Linked DNA regions of Homo sapiens: all the other regions are linked to region 1. A link is a contact called in ENCODE Hi-C or POLR2A ChIA-PET data. All regions are on one chromosome and are shown on one strand. The core of a region is the stretch at or near the end of the contact, and the rest is flanking DNA. Distances in the headings are between cores, read along the strand shown. Region 1 has its middle 56 kb from the start of MIR148A. Region 2 holds the start of LINC02981 (long intergenic non-protein coding RNA 2981). Region 3 overlaps SNX10 (sorting nexin 10). Region 4 overlaps SNX10 (sorting nexin 10).

Region 1 (3,026 bases), core at 274-2,773:
AAAGGCCTGAAAGAAAGTAGTCCCAGCTTCCTGCGTCCCCCACTTCCCCTCCAAATCAGCCAGGGCCCCAAAGTCCCGGACTCAAATAAATCAAGATTATGCTAATAACTAGAGCTAGGTGCAATGGCAGACTTTGACAATTCCAGGCAAAAGACACCAGAGGGCACTACAGGACCACGTTTTGTAATTTCAGGCGCCATTTTACCCTTGGATTTGAACAATAATTTCTTAAAAAACTGTTAACCTTCTGAGATCCGTATGTGGATTTATTTATTGCTTTCAATATCTTATCGCCACTAAGCTTAACTAGCTAGGCTTGGAAGGTTATTTTAAAGGACAATGCCCTAAAAAGGCAGACACAATTGGGCTTCCTCTTTATTTTACCTTCCTATAGAATGTCGGCATGTGTATGAGCGTGTATGAGCGTGTGTGTGTGTGTGTGTGTGTGTGTGTGTGTGTGTGTGTGTGTTTAGCAAACATTTATGATTGAAGAAACCATTCAGGGAATCCAAAAACTAAAATGCAGGATTCCACTGCCTCCCCTCCACCCACCCCGCAAAAAAAAAAAAAAAAAAGTGACGTTTCAGGCCAAAAAATTGTTTTCGTTGTTATTACTTCTGTAACTGTCTTCAATCACCTATTAATTTAACCAGCAAATATTTATTGAAGCCCCTAATGTGCCAGTCCCTGGGCACACCATGATACCTGAGCCACATCTCACCCTGCAGGGTCTCACCCATGATGAGAAGGCAGTTCTCTTTACTCCTGTCAGCCAGATTTAGTCTTAGAGCATCAATATCCATAAGTGAAAAGTGACACTTCAGCTTAGATTATTTCTCTTTTCACTGCCCTTCAGAAAAATTTTTTTTTTTTTCAGAAGAAAATAGGATTTTAAAATCACTGCTTTCTAGATGTGACCATCTCAGCCTGAGCAAGAAGGATCAAAACTCTCTTGCTGGAACTGCCTTCTCAGTGACTGAATTTTTATGAATCAAATAAAATGGTTGCTTGTGGGTTTGGGGAATGCTTTTTTTCCTTCCAAAGTCCCATATTGATTAGAATGAACTACATCGAAATTTAACAAGTGACAGAAGAAAGTGCCACCACTCTTGGCGTCTAATGAAGCTGTTGGGCAGTGCTGCCATCCAGAGTGGGGGAAATGGGACACAGGAAGTCTGTTTCCTCCTCCCCCAACAATACTCCCAGCCCCATTGGTTTGTACAAACAAACATGTGAGACCACGTGGTAACATAGACAAGTTACATTCCTTACCTCAGGTAATACCCACAAGATAGCCCCATTTACCAGCTGAGCAAACTGAGGCTAAAGGTTACTTCTTTGCCCAAGGTCACACTGCCAATATCCAAACCCAAGTCTGTCCACCTCCAAAGATCATGTGCCTTCTGCTACCCAGTGTAAATAACCCAAAAGAACTCAAAGACTGTTTTCTTTGAAGATAGGTGAGGCAGACACTGCTGTGTGCTTGCCCCGAGCCATCCTATCTGCTTCCTGTGCACACAGCTGGACTACATTTCCCAGCTCCCCTTGGGGGAAGGTTGGCCCTGAGAGTGGCGTCTAGCTAGTGGAATGTGAGTGGCAGTGAGGCCTGCCCACCTCCTGCACAGTCCTTCATTCTCTCTCTCTACCTGTCACAGCCAGATGCAGAGTACTCAGCAGCAAACATTAAGGCCCTTAGGGATGGTGGGGCCACAGAATGAAAGGTGCCTGGGTCCCTGAATCACTGCATGGAAGCTGTCCAAGAAACGCTTTCAGTGGTCCAAGAGCAAGAAATAACTTGTTTTGTGTTAAGCCACTGTGACACGGGGTTGCTTGTTAAACAGTTAGCCTTTGATACATAATACACAAGGAAAGAAAATGGCTTCTGTGAAGGTGTCCATTTGCCCACCAGGGGACTTGCCTAGTTCTGTGGTGGTGAATTTGTTCACAATTTCCCTGGGCGTCAGGAAAAGAAGACATTGAGCTAAGTGATCTCTAAGGTCTTTCCCCGACCTGAGAAAAGCCTGTGGTTCTGTGGTTCCCCTCTCTCACCCGCCGGATCCCGTCTCCCACCACTCATATCTGCAGGGGCCAGCTAAGTTACCTGGACCAGGAGGGACTTAGCCCAAACTCCTACCCACCCAGGAGTCTTCCTTCCCACATAACACCTTCCCTGTACTCTGCTGGGCAGCTATACACAGATATGCCCCCTCGGCAGTGGCAGCAATATGTAAGATGCCCCGGCAGGAGGACGGGGGGCTTCACATGGCCTTGTGCCACCTGTCCCAACTTTCCCTGCCCCCTGTGTAGCCTGTGTGGGAAGATGAGCACCTTCCTCCAAGAAAAAGGCTGGGTATAGACCAAGACCTGGAAAACTGCTGGGTATCCGAAGAGTGAATATGAGGAATTCTGCTCTTTGAAAGCACTGCTTCTTCGACTGATGTCACTAACATCCATGAAATATCATCCTTAAGCTATTTTAAGTCTACCTCCAGTGACTCATGGGATCTCCTTTTCTGTCACTGAACGTGATGTGCTCAAAATGAAGATAATGTTAATATAGGGAAAAGCAGAACTGAGAGTTTTAATGACACAGACTCCTGGCCAGATCAGGAAAGGAGGGTGTAGTTCGCGGCATTTGTGATTCCGGCTGGGTCTCCGGTGCGGAAATGAAACTCGCCCCCTGCTGGCCCGCCCCGGCGCTTTCAGAGGGAAGGGGAGCCAGGACGCCCGCGGGGATGGCTGCCCAGCTGCGAGTCACACACGAGCGTCGCCCACGCCCGGCGCCCCCGCACTGCCCATGATAGGGACCTACTGAATTGGATACTAGTGGTGTTTCTGGAAAAATCAGGGAGGATTGAGACCTGGGTTTTCGAGTGACAAATTGGTGATGCAGATGAAAAATGCAGGACCCAGTTGCATATGGTGGCAGTCTTTGGCTGCCTGGAGAGAAAGAGAGAGAGAGACCGCGCGCTCACTATCAATATGATTAACTATTATAGTGCGCAGTGTTTGGGGCTATCCATTCC
Region 2 (3,026 bases), core at 287-2,786, 500 kb after region 1:
CTGTGTAGGCAAAGAGCTACTTTGAGGGAAAAAAGCTGAATGAGTTAGAGGTGAGTGCCCAGGAAGAGAAGCTGGAAGTGAGAGGTTCCACTGAAGTGCCTAGAAACAGACACTCTTTAATGGAGACAAGACCAAATTTCTGGAGTTTTCCTTTGTTTACATCTTTTTATCTTGTCTCGTTTCAAAAAGGAGTTAACTTTAAATATGTCCCTGAATAAACACGAGGCAGCATGACTCCATCGCAGGTAGAGATAGGACTAAAACATGATTCTCCTAAACTTTAACCCTGGAGTTAGCTCACTTAATCCTGTAAATCTCTGCAAAGACTAACTTTGTTCCCTGGCTCCTCCGTGGTTGCCAGGTGGTGGATATACATTCTACAACAGAAGAAACTGGAATCGCTAGAGGTGTCTTTTTTTAGGGCAAGGAAGCATTTCCCAGAAAACCCCAACAGATGTCCCCTGGCTTGGCCTTGGCCAGGACTGGTCACATGCTCTTTTCTAAGCCAGTGCCTGGGCAAGGGAAGGGGTTGGTCATAACGGATTTAGACTACTTAGGATTTACTTCTGGGCCAAGGAGAGGGAGGGGGTGAGGGAGGGGGTGAGGGAGGGGGTGAGGGAGGGGGTGAGGGTGGGGGCGGGGGGCTGGCCCGGCCTAAGATGGCTGGGGGTGATGCGTTCGGGGGACAAAGGAGTGCTGGACAGTTGTGTGAGCTGTAAGAAGGACCCGGAAAATACTGCAGAGTGATTGAGAGTGTAGAGGGGCCTGGGTTCTCACCTGTGCTCCCTCCCACCTTAGCTGGGTTATGCTGGGAACCTTTCAAGGCTTTGCTAAGCCTGGGTTTCCAGGAGTGCAATAAGATCGCTGTGATAAACATGTAGGTAAAGCAGTTGGCATAGTACCTTGCGTAGAATAGTCCTCAGCATATGTTTACTACTGTCGTTGTTGCTATTAATAAAAGTGACCTAGCTCCTCTCCTCGAGAAGTTCACAAGGGGCCCAAATGTGACAGGGGGAGCTATCAGAAGGCGGGAGGTGACTTCTTGCCAGGGAGCAAGCCAGGGCAAGAAGAGAGGCGCCGTGAAGCCTGCGTTCCCTCCCGCACGCGGCTTGCCTCGGTGGCCACACGGGGAGCTCAGCAAGGCCCAGGGTTCGGGAGGCGGGTCCTGCACAGCGACGCAGCCTTGTCCCGGTGGCCGCAGGCCTGGGGAGCAGGGCGCAGCACACCCGCCGCCCGCTTGCAGGCGAGACGAGAGCGGGGCGCCGGGATGCTGGCGTCCAATTTAACCACCAGGGCGCACGGGACGGAGGCCGGGGGTCCCGCTTTTCCGTCAGAGTTCGCGGTCACGAGTGGAACCCACTGAGCACTCTAGTTTCCTGGTATTTTCATGGCAGTAATTGGATGACAGAGTCAAGAGGCAGGGCCTGCGCCGACACTGACTAGCAACGCGCGGCCTCTGAGCCGCGCCCGGCCGCCCACCCCTTCCTCCTCCAGCACCGGGCCGGCTCCCCCTCCCGGCCCGGCTCGGCGGCTGGGGGGTGGGCGGAGCCGCGGCCGGGCAGTTCATTATGTTGGACAGGGCGCGTCTGCGCCTCCGGCCGCCGCGGCTCCCGGGGCCTCCGCCTGCAGCCGGCGGCGGAACGAGGGCAGGCGGCTGAGACAGGCGAGCTATTTGCATTCCCCGGCAGTCATTTTTATATGCGGAGGTAATGAAGTTGTCAGCGGCGCCCCGAGTGTGGCAGAGCCTGATATTCAAATCGCCCTGCCCGCTCCGCCTGCTCCCGCCCGCTGGTCCCGGGAGCCCCAGGCTGCGCGCGCCCGCACCGCATCGCCGCTTTGCCCCGCGACCGCGCGCGCCTCCTCGTCCTCCCCCGCGCCTTTGTTTCCGTCTCCTTCTCCTTTCCCTCCTCTTTTGTGTCGGGCCAGACTCAGCCCCAGAAACCAGCCACCCTGCCGCGTCCGACTGCCAGGGATCCCTCACGCCGCGAGGTGAGCTGGTCGCAGGTGTGGGGAAGTTCGCGGGTGCAGCTAGGCCGCCGCCCTCGCGCTCGACGCCACGCCCGCCTCCTCTTTCCTTCCCCAGGGGCCCCTTGCCCTCCCTTCACCTCCGTCTCCAAGAAAGATGACCTAGTACTGCCATTACCGTTTGGGCCTAGAGGAGTTTTCGTTCCTCTTTCCGAATGCATATTTGTGGTCATTTTTTATGATTGCAGAAACCCAACACACAGCTATTCTGTCAGGCTGCCGAGAAAAGGCTGTTCGGCAGTTGCAGCCCTGGTGAGGCAATGAGGAGGAAAGGTGGACGCACCTGCCTGGAGTGGTTGAAGGAAGGCAGTGAACATCCACGCTCCTGGGGTTGGTTTTCCTGAACCTCTGTAGCTGTGCTGCTCACTGGGGCAGCCACTGACCACAAGAGGCTGCCGAGGGCTTGCAGTGTGGCCAGGCCAGACCAGGATGTTCTCCAAGTGGGAAATACACACCCCATTGTAAAGAAGACTGTATGGAAAAAAGAATGTGAACTGGCTCATTCATCATTTAAAAACATTGATTGCATATTGAAATGATAATATTTTGGGTATATGGGGTGAAATAAAGTATCATGAATTAAATCTTTTTTTAAAAATGTGGCCACAAAGAACATTTAAATTTACACATGTGGTTCACATTATATCTCTGTGGGATCGCACTTAAGACCCAACCCCACCCATCCTCTAACTCTGCCCTCTCAGCTTGCTCTACAGGTACTTTGGAACAGGGCAGGGATGGAGGGAAGGTCCTTGTATCTTAGGGATCAAATGCCCAGGAAAATAATTAGGAGGTGTTTGGGATTATGCTGAAAACCCTGACAACACTGAATAGCAGATGTCTCTTTCTTTTCCCTTTGTTCACTGTAAAGAAAAACTTACACTCCCCCACAGCCATGCCACAATTCCATGGACCAACCATTCATGTGTGAAGGTGGGCCTCTAGGAGTGTTTTGTGCCTTTTAGGAGTTATTTGTGGCACACTAAACTTGCTGACATGCC
Region 3 (3,026 bases), core at 310-2,809, 440 kb after region 1:
TCAAATAATTGTGAGGTTAAAATTCTGTAATTTTTTTTGTTTCTTGGATTTTAAACCCTAAATTTGGCCTACTATCAAGTTCATGACCATAAATGGAACTTGTATGTCATAGAGATTAGCAAGTTAGTGGTTTCTTTGATTTATGTCCTATGAACCAGTATTTTTTTAGATTGCTATAAACTTTAAAAAAAGATGTGCTGTCATATCCTCTTTTTTTCTTTTGTGATGAATGGTGGAAAAACTTAAATGCAATTTTATTTGTGTTTCTAACTTTAACTGAATATCAGAGTTCTGCTGTTTTTCCATCTTGGTTTGCCTTTTCTAGTTCTAATCTGGGACTGAGGGAGACAATTTGGGCCTGGTTTGCAGATGGTTCTGCTTGCTCTGCAGGCCCTCCCCAAAAGCGTACGGCTGCCTGCCTTCAGCCCAGCTTTCATGTTTTGGTGCAGCTCTAATTTCTTTTTCTTTTTGTTTGAGTTCCTTTGATTGCCCAAACTGGGGTCACCTTCAAGCCACCTTGAGTAAAGGGATGCTTATGTTAAGGACACTGTGCACAGGGAACCTCAGAGATGCTGGACACGGAAGCCACTGGGAAAGTGGCCCCAGGCAGGCCTGCACACTTCAGCAACCGAAGCTGGCTCCTGTGATTCAGCTTGTCTGGTGGCCAATTTCTGTGGCCTTTAGTGTCTTTTATCTACATCATGGCTCATATATACTTGTGTTATACGGGTATAACACAAGAACCTCTGGTCCCTCAGAACCCCAGCTGTGATGTCATTATCTCTCCAGTTTCTCTTTCATCACTTTCCAGCCTCCATTCTTAAAGAACCACCAAATGTAGTAATATTTCCTAGGTTCAAGTACGAGGAGGGAGCCATTGCCCAGCCCTTTCTTCTTTTTGTGCCAGGCTGTGCCCTAGGTACCCTCTAGCCTGTGGACTGACTTCTTTCGAGTCAGACATCCATCCCTGATCCTCCCTACTGTGTCTGGGGAGGGTCATGACAGCCAGCCGCCTGTAGATCTGCCCTAGGAGCAGGACCTTGGTAGGCTCTTCCCCAGCAGATCTGGGAGGGCCCTGGCACCACCACAGATGTGTCCAGTGCAGAGCCAAGGGCATAGGTAGTATTGAGAGCAGATACGGGAAAACTTGGCACAGAACTAAACATTGAATTTAAAATAACCTCGCAGATGGAATATTCTTTTTTTTTTTTTTTTTTTTTTTTTTGAGACGGAGTCTCGTTCTGTCGCCCAGGCGGGAGTGCTGTGGCGCGATCTCCGCTCACTGCAAGCTCCGCCTTCCGGGTTCACGCCATTCTCCTGCCTCAGCCTCCCGAGTAGCTGGGACTACAGGCGCCCGCCACTGCGCCCGGCTAATTTTTTGTATTTTTAGTAGAGACGGGGTTTCACCGTGGTCTCGATCTCCTGACCTCGTGATCCGCCCGCCTCGGCCTCCCAAAGTGCTGGGATTACAGGCGTGAGCCACCGCGCCCGGCCTGGAATATTCTTAAGAGATGAAAGTAAGGAGTCAGTGATTTTTTTTATTTAAATAGAAAAATAGCTGAACATTGTGGGAGGAAGTGAAACACAGAGTGAAATTAACTTGACTGCTGTTTGTTTTTTGTGGGGAGGGAATAATAAAAGTAACTGAGCACATTAGGTTTTACTTTCTTTTAAAAAACATGTTTTGTTCTTAAACTTTAACAAATGCACTGTAATCTTTTGGCGAAATACAGAAAAAAAGGAAGTAAAAATCAGTCATAATCCTACCACTTAGAAATGACTACTGTTAATTCTTAATTTTATTGTGCATAAGCTCCAGTTCTTAAGTAAATATGTAAAAAAAAAAAAAAGTGCTTTTAAAAAATCACTTAATAATACTGTTTGAGGCCGGGCATAGTGGCTCACGCCTGTAATCCCTACACTTTGAGAGGCTGAAGTGAGTGGATGACTTGAGGTCAGGAGTTCAAGACCAGCCTGGCCAACATGGTGAAACCCCGTCTCTACTAAAAATACAAAAAAATTAGCCGGGCTTGGTGTGCACACCTGTAGTCCCACCTACCGGGGAGGCTGAGGCACGAAAATCCCTTGAACCCAGGAGGCGGAGGTTGCAGTGAGCTGAGATTGTGCCACCGCACTCCAGCCTGGGTGACAGAGCGAGACTGTCTCAAAAAATAACAACAAAAAATCAACAATACTGTTTGAACAGCCCCGATCATTTAATATTCTTTTATAACAATTTATAATGGCTATGAGGTAGTCTGTCATGCAGATGGAACATAATTCATTTTTTTTCTACTCCGCTTATGGACGTTTAGGTTTCCATTTTCTTTGATTGTTTCTTAAAAACACTGCATTTTGAACATTCTTTCCTGTACAAATATTTTGCACATGTAGCACTGATATTTTTTTAGATTGAGTTCCCAGAGGTCAAATTATCGAGTTAAAGAATATAAACAATTTATATTGTTGCTTTTGAAATATATGGCCAAATTATCTTTCAGAAATATTGAAATAGCTCACATTCCTACCAACAGTATTTAGTTCCCATTTCTCATGATCCTTGCCAGCAGTGGATATTATTACAGAAATTTCTAATTTTAAAGAAAAAAATATGGTACTTGTTTTTATTTGCACTTCTGTTAATAGCAAGATGAAACATTTAAGTAGATTATTGACCTTCTTTCAAAAACTTTATTTTTAATTGTGGTAAGAAACACATGAAATTTGCAATCTTACCCATTTTTATTATTTTTTTCACATGGTCTACACCATACTAGTGTATAGACCTTACCACTTTTTAAATGTACACTTCAGTAGCGTTAAGTGTATTCACATTGTTGTACAATAGATCTCTAGATCTTTTTCATTCACAGAAGTGAAACTCTGTATCAGTAAACAAGAATGTTCCATTTCCCCCTTAAATGCTCCTTTCACCCTTTCCTCTAGCCCTTGGCAACCACCATTCTACTTTGTCTTTATCAATTTAATTTCCTTGAAAACCTCATGTAAGTGGAATAATAAAGGAT
Region 4 (3,026 bases), core at 301-2,800, 420 kb after region 1:
ATTCCACTTACAGAAATTTACTCATGCAGGTATTTACTGCGTACTGTTCATAGTAGCACGAGAATGTCTTATCAGTGGGTGCTGGTGAAATGAAGTGTGTTGCATTCACATCATGGAATAGTACACAGCCACAAAAAGAGAACGAGGCTAACTAAAAACCATTTAGCAGATACCTGCCCCCACTTTTTAAAAAAAGAACATTTTATTGTGATTAGAATACTCACCAGGAGACCTACCCTCTTAACAAACTTTCCAGTGTATAATACAGTATTGTTAGCCATAGGCGCAATGTTGTACAGCAGATCTTTAGAGCTGCTTAATTAATCTAGTGGACTCCTGATCTTGTTAGAACCTGTAAACTGATGTCTTTCTTCCCAATGCTGTTGCTTCACTACCTGATGCACCTTTTTTGGCTGAGTTTGCTTAACTGAGCTTTTTGTGATTGTTTTGCCAGCATGGGAGGACCTACTATATCTGGGACTCTATGCAAAGAATATTCAGAGGAATGATATGCCTTTAAAGGCTGCCTGTTAACAAAGGGTTAAATAATTTAGGCATTAGACGAATTGGGGGCCCTGCCAAATGAGTGTGGCTAAAGTCTGTCCTTTTCCTGAACATTCATGTAAGAAAACCCCACCCCCTGTTTGTCCCCACATTCTCTCTCCTCCTAAGGATCATTGTTCCCTTGTGGCATAATAATTAAAAAAAAATGTGAAATTGAGCCGTCATCAGACTGGTAATGAAATCCTGAGTGCTGAAGAACCTGAATTTCTTTTTTCTTTTTCTTTTCTTTTTCTGAGATGGAGACTCACTCTATCGCCAGGCTGAAGTGCAGTGGAGGCGCGATCTCGGCTCACTGCAACCTCCGCTTCCTGGGTTCAAGTGATTCTCCTGTCTCAGCCTCCCGAGTAGCTGGGGAGGCTACAGGCACATGCCACTACCCCACCTAATTTTTGTATTTTTAGTAGAGACGGGGTTTCCCCATGTTGGCCAGGCTGATCTCGAACTCCTGACCTCAGGTGATCCTCCCACCTCAGTCTCCTTTCAAAGTGCTGGGATTACAGGTGTGAGCCGCCACGCCTGGCCCAAGAACCTGAATTTCTGACAGGTAACAAATACCATTTTCTTTTTAAAAAAGTTATTCCTTTTTAATCTTGTTAGACTGAAATGGCTTGTCTGTCAATATATTTTCAAAGGGTAGTCCATTCTTGTAAAGGACATAATGTGCCTACTGTTCAATTTTTTTTTTTGAGATGGAGTCTCACTCTGTTGCCCAGGCTGGAGTGCAGTGGTGGTATCTCAGCTCACTGCAACCTCTGCCTCCATTCAAACGATTCTCCTGCCTCAGCCTCCCGAGTAGCTGGGATTACAGGCGTGTGTCACCATGCCTGGCTAATTTTTTGAATTTTTAGTAGATGGAGTTTTACCATGTTAGCCAGACTGGCAATATTTTTATATTATGACTAAGTATAATATGGGTCCTGTGTGGCTTGTTTAAAACACATTGCTCTGAAACCCTTGGGCTTTTAGTTGTTATATTGACTTGTGAATTTGCTGAGATTTAGCAACTATTTCCGTAGTATATGCAGTTCCCTTTTTTTCTAGTGGCTTTCAGTTTCATAGTTGAGTATCAAGAATATAGCCTGTGAACTGCATGGGATTCTGCATAAAGTATTTTAAGAAAAAAGAACAGGCCAGGCGTGGTGGCTCATGCCTGTAATCCCAGCACTTTGGGAGGCTGAGGCGGGCGGATCACTTGAGGTCAGAGTTTGAGACCAGCCTGGCCAACAGGTGAAACCCTGTCTTTACTGAAAATACAAAGATTAGCTGTGTGTAGTGGCACACACCTGTAGTCCCAGCTACTCGGGAGGCTGAGGCATGAGAATCACTTGAACCCGAAAGGCAGAGGTTGCAGTGAACTGAGATTGTGCCACTGTACTCCAGCCTGGGTGACCAAGTGAGACTGTCTCAAAACAAAACAAAAAAACAACCAAGGAAGGGACTAGAAAGCAGATTAAAATAGCAGGAAAAAGAATCAAAATAGAAGCCATATGTAGTGAAAAGAGTCCACCAAAATGAATCAGAAAAGCAATTTAAACAAAATGTATTAATTGGATTGGTCAGGAGTAAATAATGAATTTGTATGTTTGGGTGCACAGAAAACCCTATAGATGTGATCATAGAAATATTTGTTTACAAGAGTTGAACCTAGGAAGAAAGGCATTTTTCTAGATAACTATAATGCCATTATCATATCCTGGAAATTTAACTTTATACAGTACATTATCTAATAAACAGGGTCACATTAATCTATCCCCATTGTCCCAAAAGTGTCATAGCTTTTTAAAAATCACAAAATATGGCTGGGTGTGGTGGCTCATGCCTGTAATCCCAGCACTTTGGAAGGCTGAGGTGGGCGGATCACAAGGTCAGGAGATAGAGACCATCCTGGCTAACATGGTGAAACCCCGTCTCTACTAAAAATACAAAAAATTAGCAGGGCCTGGTGGTGGGAGCCTGTAATCCCAGCTACTCGGGAGGCTGAGGCAGGAGAATGGCATGAACCCAGGAGGCGGAGGTTGCAGTGAGCTGAGGTTTCGCCACTGCACTTCTAGCCTGGGCGACAGAGTGAGACTCCATCTCAAAAAAAAAAAAATTGCAAAATACTTGATAGGGTTTTAAAACTGCAAGATAGCGAATATAATACAAAATGAAGTGAATTTATATTTTCTATTAGAAAAGCAGTTTTAAAGGGGGTGCTTTCTTTTATGTAAATAAAATTGAAGCTGACAAATTTGAGATTTTATATTTTTATCAAATTTGTATTTAGAAGGTATCTTTTGCAACTTATTTGCTTAAAATTATACCTAGAGTTGGCTGGGCGCGATGGCTCACTCCTGTAATCCCAGCACTTTGGGAGGCTGAGGTGGGTGGATCACGAGGTCAGGAGATCGAGACCATCCTGGCTAACATGGTGAAACCCCGTCTCTACTAAACAAAATACAAAAACTAGCCGGGCGTGGTGG

What was found. A loop is a pair of places that touch in the nucleus more often than their neighbours do. ChIA-PET counts read pairs that join two places held with the same protein, here RNA polymerase II (POLR2A). Pooled maps may share reads with other maps.
Region 2: a pooled map shows a loop between it and region 1 (5-fold over the local background). The contact joins the promoter of LINC02981 here to the enhancer-like site in region 1. A Hi-C loop is called at or near these places in 2 of 37 single-sample maps with no recorded cell type and 8 of 50 pooled maps. POLR2A ChIA-PET finds 5 or more read pairs at or near these places in 1 of 52 experiments (naive thymus-derived CD4-positive, alpha-beta T cell).
Region 3: a pooled map shows a loop between it and region 1 (3-fold over the local background). The contact joins two enhancer-like sites. A Hi-C loop is called at or near these places in 2 of 168 maps with a recorded cell type or tissue (Calu3 and heart right ventricle), 1 of 37 single-sample maps with no recorded cell type and 4 of 50 pooled maps.
Region 4: a map with no recorded cell type shows a loop between it and region 1 (4-fold over the local background). The contact joins two enhancer-like sites. A Hi-C loop is called at or near these places in 1 of 37 single-sample maps with no recorded cell type and 2 of 50 pooled maps. POLR2A ChIA-PET finds 5 or more read pairs at or near these places in 1 of 52 experiments (K562).

The regions. Positions count from the first base shown.
Region 1 is chr7:25,892,853-25,895,878 of GRCh38, forward strand. No RefSeq gene overlaps it. Among named protein-coding and RNA genes, the nearest start is that of MIR148A, 56 kb to the right of the region's middle. RefSeq lists enhancers at 135-214, 2,408-2,497. Within about 2 kb of position 1,524, at least 11 of the 41 ENCODE cell types and tissues checked have a DNase peak (open chromatin) inside an H3K27ac peak, as active enhancers do.
Region 2 is chr7:26,397,033-26,400,058 of GRCh38, forward strand. LINC02981 (long intergenic non-protein coding RNA 2981) reads left to right here and starts at 1,537. Exons shown (of 5, transcript NR_148502.1): 1 at 1,537-1,989. SNX10-AS1 (SNX10 antisense RNA 1) reads right to left here and starts at 2,386. Exons shown (of 2, transcript NR_136272.1): 1 at 2,309-2,386. RefSeq lists enhancers at 673-1,629, 704-943 and silencers at 1,414-1,873, 1,964-2,073.
Region 3 is chr7:26,334,537-26,337,562 of GRCh38, forward strand. The region is part of intron 1 of SNX10 (sorting nexin 10); the gene reads left to right. Among named protein-coding and RNA genes, the nearest start is that of SNX10, 44 kb to the left of the region's middle. RefSeq lists an enhancer at 897-1,412. Within about 2 kb of position 1,560, at least 3 of the 41 ENCODE cell types and tissues checked have a DNase peak (open chromatin) inside an H3K27ac peak, as active enhancers do.
Region 4 is chr7:26,313,026-26,316,051 of GRCh38, forward strand. The region is part of intron 1 of SNX10 (sorting nexin 10); the gene reads left to right. Among named protein-coding and RNA genes, the nearest start is that of SNX10, 23 kb to the left of the region's middle. Within about 2 kb of position 1,551, at least 3 of the 41 ENCODE cell types and tissues checked have a DNase peak (open chromatin) inside an H3K27ac peak, as active enhancers do.